Regions from separate parts of the Mus musculus genome. Here region 1 is linked to region 2. Evidence: chromatin contacts called from ENCODE Hi-C or POLR2A ChIA-PET data. All regions are on one chromosome and are shown on one strand. The core of a region is the stretch at or near the end of the contact, and the rest is flanking DNA. Distances in the headings are between cores, read along the strand shown.

Evidence for each region. Hi-C counts contacts between places; a loop is a spot of excess contacts on that map. ChIA-PET counts read pairs that join two places held with the same protein, here RNA polymerase II (POLR2A).
Region 1: a map of heart shows a loop between it and region 2 (3-fold over the local background). The contact joins the promoter of Kdsr here to the promoter of Zcchc2 in region 2. A Hi-C loop is called at or near these places in 2 of 37 maps with a recorded cell type or tissue (both heart). POLR2A ChIA-PET finds 5 or more read pairs at or near these places in 1 of 5 experiments (embryonic stem cell).

Annotation. Positions count from the first base shown.
Region 1 is chr1:106,758,347-106,761,046 of GRCm38, reverse strand. Kdsr (3-ketodihydrosphingosine reductase) reads left to right here and starts at 1,305. Exons shown (of 10, transcript NM_027534.2): 1 at 1,305-1,503. The coding sequence starts at 1,396.
Region 2 is chr1:105,989,032-105,991,731 of GRCm38, reverse strand. Zcchc2 (zinc finger, CCHC domain containing 2) reads right to left here and starts at 1,326. Exons shown (of 14, transcript NM_001122676.1): 1 at 25-1,326. The coding sequence starts at 942. Gm7160 (predicted gene 7160) reads left to right here and starts at 1,450. Exons shown (of 3, transcript NR_151625.1): 1 at 1,450-1,560; 2 at 2,629-2,700.

The DNA.
Region 1 (2,700 bases), core at 56-2,555, 770 kb before region 2:
CACAATAGCACAGGTTGTTCTTTGTTACGATTATAATACAATATGGATAGCCAGCTATATTGAGAAATAGAGTTTAAAATCTCTGGCTACCCAGTGAACCCTCCAAGTGTTGGAGGTTTGTTTTGCTCAAATGAGCTTTGGCCAAAGGCTAGATGTTAGCTTTATATCATCCTAATCCAGAAAGTAAGTTCTTTCTTTGCTTTGGGGAGGTTTAATAGGAATGGCTTTGTTTAAAGGAGGCTGGCCATACATGACCTTACCAAAAATGTATTCAGTGAGTGTGATGGTGAACGCCAAGACATACTAGTAGAGGTCAGAGGACAACCTACCTTGTGGGGCCAGAGGGATCTAGCACAGGACTTAAAGCTTTCTAGCAAAAGACCTTCCTTCCTTTTGGATCCAGTAGCTTTTTTTTTCTTTTGTTATTGTTTTGATCAAAAAGTGATGAGTGAAAAAATAATCTAGCCTACACTAGGATATTATCAACAATAAAAAGAAATTAAATACTGATAGGTACAGTATGGAAGAATCTTAGTATGCTAAGTCAAAGAAGCTAGGCACTGCAGAGGGCATATTATTAGAACTCCACTTGTATGAATAGACAAGTCCAGAGAGCTTTGTGATTGCCTATAACTGCACCATTTAAGAGAAAATGAGCTGGGCGTTGTGGTGCACGCGTTTAATCCCAGCACTCGGGAGGCAGAGGCAGGTGGATTTCTGAGTTCGTGGCCAGCCTGGTCTACAAAGTGAGTTCCAGGACAGCCAGGGCTATACAGAGAGAGAGAGAGAGAAACTGAACTGTGACTGTTAATGACTATAGGGTTGCTGTGTAGGGCGACAAAAGACTGTGGCGATAGTTTAGACACTAAACTAAAACTATTTTAAGTCGGTGGACCAGATGTTGGAATTAAATCTCTACAACGGTGGCTCCCCGCGCCTCCGCGTTTGCATCTGCTTTGGTTACAGGATGTATGTACAGTTTTCAGCGAAATTCAATTATCAGAAATCCAAGTCAACGCTCAAAGCGAAAGGGAGCGGTGACCATTTTCTGAGTGAGCCATAAATACACGAACTGGAATCTGTGATTTCAAAGAAGAATACCAGGACTTAGGCACAGAACAAAATCCGTGGATCCAAAAGCCACCGTTTGCAAGCCTCCCACGACGTTGGCGGGCGGGCCAACGGGGAGGCCAAGTACCCGGAGCCTACGCACGCACAGCCTGCGCAGCCGCAGCCTGAAGCTGAAGGGGGCGCGGGCCCAGGAGCTAGTCCGACAGCGGAGACCGCCCCGCCCAGGCTCCTCCTCTTCCCTTCGCCGCCGTCCCGCCCTCGCTCGCAAACCCAAACACTCCCGGCTGCTGGTGCATGTGATCTCCCAGTAGTCGCTCGGCAGAGATGTTGCTGTTGGCCGCTGCCGGCCTCGTGGCCTTCGTGCTGCTCCTCTACATGGTGTCGCCGCTCATCAGTCCCAAGCCCCTCGCGCTGCCCGGCGCGCACGTAGTGGTGAGTGGCCTCCTGTTGCTGAGCTTGCCCAGGACTGCTTGGCCGGCTTGGGCCAACGAGACCACGGTCCCGGAAAGGAACGGTTGAGTGGGGCGGGTTACCTACTGCCTTAGCCCCGGCATTGCCCTGCCCTGTCGGACCTCAGGAACCCGCCCTCCAAGGCGCCGGGCTACAGGGCAGTGTCGTGGAGAAGGCGCCAGCCTAGTTTCCAGGACTCAGGGGCTCTGCTGCTCGCTGATCCCCGGAGCATCCCTGTCTGCCACTGTTTGGATCTTCAGTTTCCCCAATGAGTCAACAGAGAGACTGAGAAACTTTGCCAAGGACACGGCAGTCGGTGACTAGCAGGATAAGGGCGCAAACCCGGATGGGAGTAGCCACAGCCAGGGAATCCTAAGGAGCCCACAGCAAGGAGGGGGTCTGGGCCTCTGGGGCTGGCCCAGGCAGCTGAGACTGTAGGGTGTCGTGTGCAAGTGACAAAGAGCCCCCAGAGGCTTCTAGGAAGTGATACACCTGAGGGGTGGCCTGGCAGGTTTGGCCAGCAGGCTTGTCTCTGAACTCAGCCAGGGTCTGCTGAGTACTGCTCAAGTGCAGTCCTTTCTGGCGTCAGAAGGAAGAGCTAACCAGCTTGATTAGAAGCTTAAGATGGAAGGAGATATGAGTGGTTTGGTTTGTTAAAGTCCGGAAGCTCGCACGTTCCTATGTGCAGGCTTGGCTATGCCTCCACCCCGCCCCCACAGCTCAGAGCCTCAACTCTGGCATTTCTCCTCGGTGTCCTATATAGACCCAAAACCCGAGGCACAGTGAGGCGAGGAGTTGCGAATAAGGACAGCTAGTATCCAAACCGGCAGCACGAATCTCCTTGGTGCCCTTAGGTGACTTACATGAGTGCATCCAAGTAAGTCCCCACTGCGTTGTTACAGGATAGAGTGGTTATCTTAGTATGATTTATCCCAAACAAGAATTTCTGGATGACAACATGTGTTTCCATTAATTTGTCTTTTGTAAAATTACTGATTTATTCCCAGCTGCTGCTATGCATGATGTGGAAAGAGTTATTAGAAAAAGCCAAAGTTTACAATCATGCCAAGTTGCTAAAGTTTTACATCCACAAAATCGTGACTAAAGCAGTTGAACTTGCCGGCTGAGGAAATGGCTCAGTTGGTAAAGTGCTTGCCGTGCATCATGCCCTGAGTTAGG
Region 2 (2,700 bases), core at 77-2,576:
CGACTGCACTTCTTCGCACCTTACCTGGGCCCTGGAGCCCGCAAAGTTGCTGGGCTCCACCTCCGCGTCCTCCGGCTCCACCCGGAGTGCGCTGCGGAGCCTCTCCAGGTGCTCCCTCAGGGTGACCCGCTGGTGGAAGGAGAAAGCCGGGTGCAGCGAAGCCATGGTGAACAGCAGCAGCAGTTCCTCTTGGGCCCTGAAGCCGAGCCCGCCTCCAGTCCCGAGCTTGGCGCAGCCACTGCCTTCCGGGCCGGGGCCGTCCTTCTCCGCGTCCTGCTCGCCATCGCCACTCGGCTCGTCCTCCACGCTGCCCCGCGAGCCCTCGGCTCGAGTCGCGCGCAGGCTTCTGAGCACCGCGTCCACCTGGGGCAGGAGGCGGTGCAGGCGGCCAGCGGCCTCTCTGTTCTCCGAGCCCAGCAGCGCTAGGTATACGATGAGGCGCGAGCGCACGGCGGGCTCTCGGAAATCGGCCAGCGACCCTGGGTCCGAGAGGCCGTTGGCCTTCGCCTCCGAGTCGCGCAGGTAGTGGTAGTCCTTGCGCGCCAAGTCCTCCAGGCACGAGCCGAGAAAGCGCAGCTCCAGCGGGTTGCACAGGTCCAGCAGCCCGCACATGAACTCAAGGCGCTGCGCCGAGCCCAGCACCAGCCCGAACCACTCATACACCCGCTCCTGTTCGCGCAGCGCCGCCGCGTGCCCGCCGCCGCCCGGCATGCCCGCGCCCGCCGTCGGCCCGCTAGCAACAGGCGGCTCGAGCCCCCGGGGCGGCGACGGCGGCGGCGGGGGTCCCCGCGGCAGGCCCGTGGGCGGCGGCGGCGGGCGGCAGTCGCGGCGGCGGCGCAGCGGAGCCTTTGCGCCCGGCCGCGCGTCCGCCTCGGGCTCCTCCGCGTCGGGCGGCGGCTCGCTGGGGTGCGTCGACTTCGGTGGCAGCTTCATCCTCAGCATCCTCAGCTAAGGCGGTGCGGACATGCGAGCGAGGGAGCGGGGGCGGCGGGAGGAGCCGAGCGCCCGGGCGGCGGCACGGCCGTCAAGAACGTTGCCCCTCCATGCCGCCGGGGCGGGCCGGGGGCGGGTCTCGCCGACCGGGGACGGGGGGCGGTGGCCGGCCGGCAGCTTCGTCCCGGCGGGAGGCGGGGCGTGACCGCGACGGCTCCTCCCCTGGGCTCTGTGCCCGCTGGGGAGTCCGGTGCGGGAGGAGCAAGTCGACGAGCGCGTCCTCCTTCCGCCTTTCCGCGTCCGCACGGGGCTGGCGGTGACGGCCTGAGCCGTTCCCTCTCGAGCCGGCGCTGGCAGAGCGGCTTGGCGAGGAGGAGGAGGAGCAGCGGGGCTGGGCGGAGACGCTGGCGGGCTCCGCGCACCGCACTCCAGCCAATCAACGTTTAGATCTGGCGTGACGCGAGCTTCTCGTTTGCCCCCCCCTCCCCGCCGGGAGCCGCCCTCTCTGAGAAGCCACGCCCACCTCCTGCTATGCTGCAAGGCTCTGGCACATCCCGCGCGGTCCTAATGCTTGATGGGTTCCAGCAGACTGAGGACGTGGGTTTGGGACTTTCGGACCACGGCGAGGTGAGCTTGGCCCGGAGCGGCAGAAGTGGGCGAGGTTCGCGTGGGAGGAGGGACATCGACTTAGTTTTTCTTGAGAGATCTGACCGTGCCGTGGCTGCAGACCATCTTCGCGTCAGCCACCGCCCTGGATCACGCCAAGTGGGTTCCCAGCCCCTGCCGCCTCGTGAACTCCGCCAAAGTCAGCCACGGGAGATTACCATATTCTAAAACTTCACCTGGACCGTTGGTGTGAACGCTGGGACGAAGATCCAGGAGTTAGGTCGGGATGTAGAGTGGTTTTGGGCGGCGAGCGCCCTTGCTCAGGCTGGCTGCAAGGTGCTGCTTTGGGCCGGGTATCCGGCTGAGGGGACCCTGTTGCTGGGGGTGCTTGGCCTAATGGTTGCATCTGGCTTGCAAGGTTAAGTTTAAGGACGCCCTCCTGCCCCAAATCTATGGTTTGCGCAATCACTTATTGCCTACGTTTTAGTTCCTATCCGTGAACATTTGGAATTCTTGAGCTGGTGTGAATTTCCTGTAACTCTTTTAAACAATTTAATAAGTTACTGTCTTGTCAGGGTTTTAAGTTTTTAAGCGATATTACATTTTTAAGTTTTGTAGACACCGCCCTCCCTATGACTCTTTCAGTGATATGTATAGCCCAACCATAAAAATCAATTTAAAAACCAAACCAACCCAAGGGGCCATGATTGCTCTCAGAGCCATCAGGACCATCCTGTCTCATTTGTGCTGGAGCCTGACTGCCGGTCAAGAGTTCTTGGCATGCTGTTTGTCAGTCCATGATTGTAAATAAATATAAATCTTGTGCCCAGGGGCGGGGGAAACAGGATTATTATTATTATTATTATTATTATTATTATTATTATTATTTGAGGGTCCATAATAGTAGTTTCTTTGTGTGTTTGCTTTTTAAAATTTCCGACAGTTTTAAATAAAGAACTTATACCACATAACCAAAGTAGGAGCGTGAGAAAATTAAAAGCCACACTAACCCTCGTTGAGAGTGTTGGGACATCTACAGAGTGTATAGAATCGCCTTTATCTCACAAACTCTGCGGCTTTATCATTTAGGATAAGACTGAATTGAACCCTAAATCAGCTTCCGTGATAAAACCGAGAGATGGAGAATTACTCAGCACATTT